2 separate regions of the Homo sapiens genome follow, and region 2 is linked to region 1. Evidence: chromatin loops called from intact Hi-C (ENCODE). Cell type or tissue: psoas muscle. All regions are shown on one strand. Links, peaks and the distances in the headings refer to the core of each region. The heading gives the core; the rest is flanking DNA.

Region 1 (5,388 bases), core at 140-5,139:
ACGTTTGTTTTTCTTCCTTGATTAATTTTATAAAGTTTATAGGCATGGTTTCACTCTTATCACTAAGATATCAAAGAGAAAGAGGCTGAATGGCTGCTTTTTTATCTGGCCCATGGGCTCCTGCGGGAAGGGAGTAAGGGTAAGGTGTCACATTGTGGCTTTGTATGACCAAGACCTAGATTTAATCAGTATCATCAAGGGTCAACATGAACCAAAATGCTAATTTTTTTTTCTTATTACCATTCTTAAATTAAGCTACAGTATATTTATAGTGAGAAATTCTTACTGTTAGGTAAGTTGAAACATCTGTAGCAGTTAATAAGTTCTGTTGAACTCCAAATTATTACCAGAAAATTGCTTGGTAAATATAGATCAGGATGAACTCTAAAAACCAGACCAACTTCAGGAAGTTGTGTTCTTTCATGGTTTTGTATTAGCCATTTGTAGACACAGTTAACTGAATTGAGCTCCACTGTGATGCCATCAACCTCTTAGACACTACAGCAAGTAAAAAAAGCCTAGAAGTGAAATTCATCGTCATGTTAAGTATTTATTGTAAGAGATGTCAGGACAAAGTCCATGACATTATACAGGACCCTCTTTATGAAGACAGTCAGGATAATGCTCCTTCTGGCCTTACTATTAGGAATTGTGTGATTTTAGTTTGTAGTCAGTGTGTGAATTGAGTAGGTTTTCTTGATGGCTGCTAGTGTGCTTCCAGCCAAATTTTCTGCCCATCTATACCAAGTATACTTCATAGTATGCATTTTTATTTGCTCTATTTTATGTTCTATCCTTATTTTTTTCCTTTAAAAAAAAAATCTGGCCAGGAGCAGTGGCTTGCACCTATAATGCCAGCAATTTGGCAGGCTGAAGGGGGGAGGATCACTTGAGCCCAGGAGTTTGAGACCAGCCTGGACAATATAAGGGAGACCCCCTCTCTCCAAAAAAAAAAAACAAAAACAGCAAAACAAAACAAAACAAAACAAAAAACCCCACACATTAGCTAGGTTTAATGGCTTTTCCCTGTAGTCCTATCTACTCACCTATAGTCCCATCTGCTTGCAAGGCTGAGGTGGAGGATTGCTTGAGCCTGGGAGGTCAAGGCTGCAGTGAGCTGTGGTAGCGCCACTGCACTCCAGCCTGGTCAACAGAGCGAGAGCCTGTCTCAAAATAACAAACAAAAAATCCTTATTTGTATAAATTCCTATCTATTTTATGAAATTTTCCAGATCTATGCCATCCATTAGATTTCCTTTCTGAGCATCAGACTTAAATATCTAGCTACCGTCTAGATACCGTCTCCAGAACTCCAAACTCAGCAGTTCCACTACTCAACATCTTTCCTCCCTGTTCATCTTTTATAACTTGCCCCTTCTCATCTCTTCTCAGTCTCTGAATGATCCCCAGTCACCTGGTCAAACCACCAAAGTAAAAGTGTCTTTAAGATTTTTCCTTCTTTCTCCCACATCCCCTGAATCCAGTCATATAGTCCTTTTATTTTGCCTTTCTCAAGTACATTTACTTTTCTCCGTATTCACTGGCGTTACCCTTGGAGAGGCCACGATTATTTCTTTAACTACTACAAAAGTCTCTAATGAATTAAACTTCCTGCTTTATTTTGCTCTCCTCCACCACATTTTCCACATTGTAGCCAGGATTATCCTTTTTAAAATAAAACTCAGACCACATGATTCCTCTGCTTTAAAATGCATTAATCACTGCTCTTCCTGACTCATTGGGATAAAATCACAACTCCTTAACACAGCTGACAAGGCCTTACAGGGCAGTTTATTGAGTATCTTACCAGCTTTATTTCTGACCCATTCCCCATCCCATGCTCAAGTCATTGTTTTTGTTTCTCCGGTTTCTGAAAGTTAGTATGATCCTTCTTTCTACCATGAATTCATACACACTGTGTACCTTGACATGACGGCTTTTTTCTCCTTTTTTCATCCCGTTTCTTCCTTCTCTTTTTCTTTTCATACTCATTCCTCAGTCCTCAGCATCAGTGGCATTTGTCTTAGTAGCCTTCTTGACCATCTGGATTAGCTATGCTTCAAATATAATTTCAAACCATCCTATACAGTATCTTCTTACTGCACTGAAAACTCAAAGGAAGAGAACTCTCTTGGTTGCTTTTTAAACTCCAGCATCTAGCACAATGCTGAGTACTTATTGTTGGGCTTTGTTCTAAGGGCTTTGCATTATCTCATTTGATTGTCACAACTCTGTGAAATTTGCATTATTTGTATTCTCCTTTTATAGAAGAAATAGACCCAGAATATTTAAATGACTTTTCCTAAGTCACACTGTAAGTGGCCAAGAATTGGACCCTAGCAATTGATTTCAGAGTCTGAACACTTAACCCCTACTGCCTCCCTTCCAAACAAATGAATGATAAAACCTGTTTTGTTATCTTGATACACTTTATCCTTTTGTGCTACCTTAAATCTGTTATAAAATAGAGTAGAAATAAGTCACAGTACAGAAAGTTGGAAGACAGACTCATACAGTCCACAGATACTAAAGTTCTGACAGTATACCTCATCCGTGCTCTTCCCTAAGATGCATGTGTTGGAAGAGCATAAAACCCTTTTTTCTGACAGTGATAGAGATTCTGTCGGATTCCTGCTAGTTAATGCCTCTTTTTCTACCTAGTAGATAAACCATCTGTCTTGTAATGGTGACAGTATAGTTTTATATTAGTGGCAGAGATTTAGGAGTCACTCTTGCTTCTAAGTGAAATTTGGGATATACCTTACATCTTTTTTTTTTTTTTTTTTTTTTGAGATAGAGTCTTACTCTGTCGCCCAGGCTGGAATGCAGTGGTGTGATCTTGGCTCACTGCAAACTCTGTCTCCTCGGTTCAAGTGATTCTCCTGCCTCAGCCTCCCGGGTAGCTGGGATTACAGGTGCACACCACCATACCCGGCTAATTTTTGTATTTTTAGTAGAGACAGGGTTTCGTCATGTTGGCCAGGCTGGTCTCAAACTCCCGATGTCAGGTTATCCGCCCGCGTCGGCCTCCTAAAGTGCTAGGATTACAAGTATGAGCTACTGGCAATAAGGAACTCCTTTTTCATGCACCCCTCAAACTTAGGGTTGCACCCAGCCTTATCAGCTACATCTGATCTGATTTGCAAACCGTCTCCTAGGGTAGAGTCATGCTGTCATGGCTAATCTAGTTCACTATATGATTTTCAGTGACTTCCAATTTTAGAGAATGACTTTATTTTCAGTTCTGAAGATCTGTCTTATTTAAAACTTACAGCTTCTCCCTCCCCGCACATGTACTGACTGTACTTAGATATTGAATAACTTTTAGTAAATCTGGGTGTCTGATTGTTCAAGCCTCTTACTAGAATTTATACAATATATGATGAACTTTTTTATTCCCTTTTTAAAACTAGGTTCATGAAAGAAGTGTCCAGTCAGACTTCCTACTAATTATCTTGAAGGAAATTTTACAGAAACGTTCTGATCTACACTTGATTCTAATGAGTGCCACTGTGGACAGCGAAAAATTTTCTACATATTTCACACACTGCCCCATTCTCAGAATTTCAGGAAGAAGTTATCCTGTTGAGGTAAGTTTTCTTTATAATGTGTGTATAAGCAGAAACTGCATTCCCACCAGGTTCTTTCCCTAGAAGATGGGCACTTGTAGTCAGAGGCCAGAACTATTCCTAGGTACAGTGAGTCAGCAGAGGAGCTGGACACAGCCTTAAGAATCAGATGACTGTTACTGCCTTGCCTGAGGCTGGATAGGAGAGAAAGGAGGGTATTGACTCAAGACAGCAGTGAGGGCTAAAGAACATAAACCTATTTTCACGTGAAAATCATTATATTCAGATTAAGAGTTGCTGCCCTTCCCTGGTCATCTGATGGCTATGGGAAAAAAAAATAAAAAGAGTGGCTACCTGGCAATAAGGAACTCCTTTTTCACCCACCCCTCAAATTTAGGGTTGTCTTTGAAGCTTCCTTTCTACATATTCCATTCTTGATTCTTACCTTTTCAGTTCAGCTGATACAATCTATTCTTAACTGTTTCACATTATATGTGTATATATAAATATATCTCATAATGTAATTTGTCCTGAGACTTTAGAGGCAATCCCTCTATGTCAACCAAGTCTTCATTCCCAAATAATACTAAAAATTTTTTTTCATAATATTCTAAATTAACATTTGGTGACATTCAAAAGGTGGTGTCCCCTGTTCTCTTTAAAATGATATTTACTGAAACGAATTTGAATTCACCCATTTATATGCCTTATTCTATGCAGGTTTTTCATCTTGAAGATATAATAGAAGAAACAGGCTTTGTACTGGAAAAAGACTCAGAATATTGTCAGAAATTTCTGGAAGAGGAAGAAGAAGTAACCATTAATGTTACAAGCAAAGCAGGGGGAATAAAAAAATATCAGGTAAAAAGAAAATATTTTGAAAGATATCAGATAATGATATCCAGGGCCTAACCTGCCACAAGAGTTTCAAAATCATGTGGTTAACACAGTGAATTTGAGTATAATTTGATAGATGAGGAACAGATCTGAGAATGAACAAATTTTAAAGGTCATTTCTTTAATCTTTATTTCATAGACTGTAGTCTTTGATTTGTGATACTTTGATTGTCCTCTTAGACTATTCTGGGCCATCTTAGGTACGCATACAAAATCAAGGACCATACAAATTAGAAGCAACTTCTTTTTATAACAGTGATCAGTTATTGAGGAGTACATTAGTAGTGATTTTTCTCTACTTCTCTCAACACCATAGGTGCTCAGGATAGGGCAAGTCCCAAATCTAGATCCTTGCCATTGGTTTTCTTAGCCTCTGTCCTGGCAGGAGCAGGGCAGAGGCAAGATGGTGATAGGTAGATAGTGATAGATAGATAGATAGACAGACAGACACACACACATACATACATACATACATACATACATACATACATACATACATACATAGTGAAGCTGTCTAGGGCATAGTTCTTCCTGGGAAGTTAGTCTCAATGACATGTTTTCAGAAATATCACAAAAACAATGTTATCCTGCATTTTAGCCAGTAGTACTAGATCCAGCATTTTTGTCATAGCCATGATATTTCATGCATGTTTCCAATTTGATGAAAACAAAGTTATCTTTATATTTTAATTAAGCAGATAGACAAAAATTAAATTTTTAAAGCAAAAATTAAAATCTTGCCCTAAAACCCCAGAGGTAAAAATTACAAACTAAAGAAAGACTTTAGAATATAGTTATTTCAAAAGAGATGATTGGAATCCAGGAGCCAAAGTAGAATGTAGAAGGAATGAGCCAGGTACAAACTACTTACTAACGTTATGACCTCTCTTGGCCTGGCTGCTTTTTAGTTGCCACAGAATGA
Region 2 (5,388 bases), core at 1-5,000, 660 kb before region 1:
TCCACGGTGCAACAAGCTAGCGGTTTACTTGGACCTCTGCCTCATCTTTCTTCTTTTGCGCTTCAGCCTGCGCATTCGCTTCTTCCTCCACTTGGCTCTCATGGCGCCGAGGTTTCCAAAAAAATGGCGCTAAGGCCGAGAGAGAACTGCAGTCTTAACGCTACTGAGTCTTTCAATCCGTGAACCTGGTTTATTTCTTTATTTATTTGGGTTTTGTTTAATTTACTTTTGCAGTGTTTTGTAGTTTTCAGTAGACAGGCCTTGCATAACTTTTTTTGAATTCATGACAAAAGTATTTTTTGTTATTATAAATGAAATGTTTAAAAATATTTTCTAATTCTTAGTATATAGAAATGCAATTGATTTTTTAAAATATATTCATCATGTATACTGAGACTTTGATAAATTCATTTATTAGTAGCTTTTTGGATCCTTAGGATTTTCTAGATACACAATCATGCTTCTTGGGAGTAATTATAGTTGTTCTAATCTTTATGCTTTTAGTTCTTTTTATTGTCTTAATGCACTGGCTAAGACCTCTAGTACATATAGTACATCTAGACCATATAAGAGCATTGCTTTGTTCCTAATTTTAGAGGTGAAAGTATTTAGTCTTTCACCATCACATGTGATGTTAGCTGTAGGTTGAAGTTTTTGCTTTGTGGGGTTTTTTTGTTTTGAGACTGAGTTCTACTCTTGTTGCCCAGGCTGGAGTGCAGTGGCACAATCTTGGCTCACTGCAACCCCCACCTTCTGGGTTCAAGCAATTCTCCTGCCTCAGCCACCCGAGTAGCTGGGATTACAGGCATGCACCACCATGCCTGGCTAATTTTTTTGTATTTTTAGTTTAGTAGAGATGGGGGTTTCACCATGTTGGCCAGGCTGGTCTTGAACTCCTGACCTCAGGTAATCCACCCACCTCAGCCTCCCAAAGTGTTGGGATTACAGGTGTGAGCCACCGCGCCCAGCCGCTTTGTGTTTTTTTTTCCCCTTTACTACTACTTGCAGGGGGGAAGTTCTTATTTCTGTTTTGCCTTGCTAGCAATTTTTATCATGAATGGGTGTCACAATTTGGTCAAATGCTTTTTCTGAATCTATTGAGATGATCATATGGTTTTTCTCCTTCCTTCCATGAATATGGTGCATTTTATTGATTTTTCATATAACATCTTTGCATTCCTTGGATTTTGCTGCATTCAGTTTAATACTGTTTGCATCTGTGTTCATGAGTGAAGTTAGTCTGTCTTTATGTGCCTTATCTGTCTGGTTTTAAAATCAGGATAATACTGGCCTCATAAAATGAATGGGAACATGTTACCTCCTCTGTTTTCTGAAAGAGTTTGTATAGTATTAATACAATTGTTTCCTTTTGCCCAGAGTTTTGTGGGAAGGTTTTTAATTAAAAATTCAATTTCTTTATAAATATAGCTTTCTTTTTCTTCAATCTGTTTTGGTAATTTGTGTCTTTCAAGGATTCATTCATTGGTTTGTCTAGGTTGTCAGCTTTACTACTTTTTATATTACTTCCAAATGTTATAGGTATTTCCTACAGGAGAGTCAGTCTGGTAGGCTCTCACTCTTTGAAGCACCATTCTCAGTCACTTTTTTAAATTTGATTTTTATATTTGAACTTTTTTGGTATCAGTGGGAACATTAATTTGTTATCTGGATTCTTTTAATTGGAATACCACAACATGTGGCCTGGGTAAAGATTTTAAGTGGTTTTAATTGCAGAATTTTGAGAGTTTAAAAAAAAATTTGAACACTGATTAGATTTAGCTTTGTTAATTCATTATGAATACATTATAATCCTTATGCATTTTCAACAGTATTTTTCTATTGGTTATAAGAAAAATAATTTTTGTTTGGGGTAGAGTAGGTATTTTTTGTTCATTTAGGTAATTGGTTTGGTTTGTAAGAGTCTTTGATGAACATGTTTAGAAATAGGGACTATTTATTGTTTATTATGTGTGGTTTTACATAGGCCATTTTTCTTTTCTCTTCAGAATTAAAAAACACATCTGGCCTAATGTTCCAGATCCTTCAAAGAGTCATATTGCCCAGTGGTCACCTCACACTCCTCCAAGGGTAAGAGAAAATGCTTCTGAGTTGTTTATAATATACAGACATGTTAGTAGGTATATTGAGTATCTACAGTTAGTAGGTATATTGAGTATCTACAAATGTACCAAAAGATAAGATATTCAAGCTGAATCAAAAAGTAAATGAAGATAAAACAGTACATAACTGAAAATTTTAATCAAAATTTAATATGTATGACATATTTTAGGGGTTTTATCACCATCATAGTATATTTGTTCTGATATTTTAAATTGTTTAGTACACATTACAGATGTTTGGTTGAACTTGCAAACTGAAAACTTGAGGTGCTGAAACTGCTATGTGATGGTAACTACCTCAAGCATTTTGGGTTGAGTATTAAAACCAAGTTCAACAGTTTATCATTTTAGCACTGATGAAATGATCTCTGGGAACCTACTCTAAACTCTGAATTTTAAATATGCCCCAAAGGGGAACTCATTTATATTTATTATCCTCCGGTAGTCCTTAAATTTTATATTAACAGATTAAAATGTATTATGTATTTTTATATTCTACAAAATCTCTGTCATTCAGGTTTGATTTTCCTTAATGTTTTCTAGTTTTCTGTCCAGTTAATCCTAGGCTGCCTAGTCTAGGCATGAAATATTAAATACTACTTGTAGACCATTAGCTTATCAAAATGTAACACCAACAATATTGATTTAGACTACTTAGACTCATTTTATAGTATCTGCATTTTGGGTAGTTGACAGTGACTTAGTGACATAATACAGGTTATTTCTGTACCACTGAGAGTTACTGGGAAGTTTCAGAGATGCATTAGCTCTGTGGCTTTAACTAATACTTGCCATATACAATTTTTTCTCTTCCTTAGCACAATTTTAATTCAAAAGATCAAATGTATTCAGATGGCAATTTCACTGATGTAAGTGTTGTGGAAATAGAAGCAAATGACAAAAAGCCTTTTCCAGAAGATCTGAAATCATTGGACCTGTTCAAAAAGGAAAAAATTAATACTGAAGGACACAGCAGTGGTATTGGGGGGTCTTCATGCATGTCATCTTCTAGGCCAAGCATTTCTAGCAGTGATGAAAATGAATCTTCACAAAACACTTCGAGCACTGTCCAGTATTCTACCGTGGTACACAGTGGCTACAGACACCAAGTTCCGTCAGTCCAAGTCTTCTCAAGATCCGAGTCTACCCAGCCCTTGTTAGATTCAGAGGAGCGGCCAGAAGATCTACAATTAGTAGATCATGTAGATGGCGGTGATGGTATTTTGCCCAGGCAACAGTACTTCAAACAGAACTGCAGTCAGCATGAATCCAGTCCAGATATTTCACATTTTGAAAGGTCAAAGCAAGTTTCATCAGTCAATGAGGAAGATTTTGTTAGACTTAAACAGCAGATTTCAGATCATATTTCACAATCCTGTGGATCTGGGCAAATGAAAATGTTTCAGGAAGTTTCTGCAGCAGATGCTTTTGGTCCAGGTACTGAGGGACAAGTAGAAAGATTTGAAACAGTTGGCATGGAGGCTGCGACTGATGAAGGCATGCCTAAAAGTTACTTACCACAGACTGTACGGCAAGGCGGCTACATGCCTCAGTGAAGGACTAGTAGTTCCTGCTACAACTTCAGCAGTACCTATAAAGTAAAGCTAAAATGATTTTATCTGTGAATTCAGATTTTAAAAAGTCTTCACTCTCTGAAGATGATCATTTGCCCTTAAGGACAAAAATGAACTGAAGTTTCACATGAGCTATTTCCATTCCAGAATATCTGGGATTCTACTTTAAGCACTACATAAACTGACTTTATCCTCAGACTAGCTGAATGATTTTGTGCTGTTTCAGGATGTTTGCACTGAAGAAAAACAGAAAGCTTATCTGAAATTTATAAAACTTTTTGTTTTGCTACATAGAAAACAGAAGGTATTTGAATAATAAGCAGTGATATGCTTAGTGAGCACAGCTATACTGATTTTGATTAGAATAGTCATCAGAGTGGCTTAGGGACAGTTAATATAAAAGAGGAGCAAGGTGTAGACCATCATCTACTTCTGCTAAAATAACTTAAAAAGAGGTCCATAGGCCATAACTACATGAGCCCAGCTTTTGTAATCTGACAAAAAAATGAGGAGCAGCTTCGTGTATATCAGTGTACACGGTATTCCTTAGGTCCCTTCCATTGGTAGTGATGCTGCGAGTTATTACTGGAGAAAAGGAATTCTAGAGCTTTAACTTGGCAGATTAAAAGTACTCATTTTTTATTCATCAATAATTAGTAATCTCACTAGTTTTCAAAAATTTGCATATTATTGACAACCTCTTTGAAGATGCATTTCACAAACTCAACAGAGTGCCATGATAAGAGCTAGGGATCCCCCAAACTATCTCAAGCATCTAAAAAATTGCCATTTTTAAAGGCTTAAATTGTAGTAGTAAAGGGGAAAACAGGAAGTAGTAGTAAAGGGGAAAAAAAACCAATAAAGCATCTAAAAAATTGGCATGTTAAAAGGCTTAAATTGCTAATGTGTGTATATATATATATATATATACACACACATATCATTGACTTTTCTTAAGACTTCAGAGTACTGGGTAGATGAACACTTTATACAGTATATATCTTCAGCTTAAATTTGTTTTGAGTATTTTTTTTATTTTTAAATAAGTAGGCAAAGATTTAAATTTTTTTATTTTTAGTAAATGTTTGAGGCACACTAAGACAACTTGGGCAATATTTGCCAAAACAAAACAGAACCCCAAAAAATGTACATCTTGTTCTTAGCAAATATCATTATTGTAGAGACACTTAATAAAGAGATGGTATTTTAATGTCTGCAGTTCTGAGGTAGGGTGGAACTTAGTTCTACATTGTGATTTAGGAATTTTTAAAACCTTTTTTCTTCAAGGGAGAAGTGACCCAGGCCTCGAGTTTAGTGCTAAAGCCGCTAGTGTACTTATGCTGTCCCCTAACCACCACGTGCGATATGGAAGCAGATGCTAAATATAGGGGTTTTCTTAGAAAGTAAGAGGAAATTAGCAAGCGTTATTAGTGATTGACTACTGCTATCAAGTGAATTCAAAGGAAACAGGTTTTTATGCCATATTTAAGTTACAGAAACCAGGCATGCTTAGAATAGTTTCTAGAGGTTATTGGAGAATAGAAAGCTAAGAAAACTTGGTATACATTTACAATGGAAATATAATTACACTTTTTACTCTCAGAATATTGTTCACATTAGACTTCCTGTTTATCTTTTATATTCTTGCATTTATATAATGCCTCATCCTTTCAAAGTTCTTTCACATATTATAT

Evidence for each region. A loop is a pair of places that touch in the nucleus more often than their neighbours do. Peaks named below come from ENCODE experiments on the same cell type or tissue, not always from the same donor. Only the 100,000 strongest peaks of a DNase experiment are listed, where the experiment ranks them.
Region 2: it touches region 1 in a loop (5-fold over the local background); 11 of 110 quality-filtered maps call a loop at or near these places.

What each region holds. Positions count from the first base shown.
Region 1 is chr5:55,275,308-55,280,695 of GRCh38, reverse strand. It overlaps DHX29 (DExH-box helicase 29), which reads left to right. Exons shown (of 27, transcript NM_019030.4): 13 at 3,414-3,590; 14 at 4,290-4,430. It overlaps CCNO-DT (CCNO divergent transcript), which reads right to left. Exons shown (of 5, transcript NR_185977.1): 2 at 1,047-1,163. Among named protein-coding and RNA genes, the nearest start is that of DHX29, 30 kb to the left of the region's middle. In psoas muscle, for the core only: no CTCF peak of the experiment used is centred there; no DNase peak of the experiment used is centred there; H3K27ac peaks cover 271 bases.
Region 2 is chr5:55,939,370-55,944,757 of GRCh38, reverse strand. It overlaps IL6ST (interleukin 6 cytokine family signal transducer), which reads left to right. Exons shown (of 17, transcript NM_002184.4): 16 at 2,007-2,088; 17 at 2,939-5,388. The coding sequence ends at 3,676. Among named protein-coding and RNA genes, the nearest start is that of IL6ST, 53 kb to the left of the region's middle. In psoas muscle, for the core only: no CTCF peak of the experiment used is centred there; no DNase peak of the experiment used is centred there.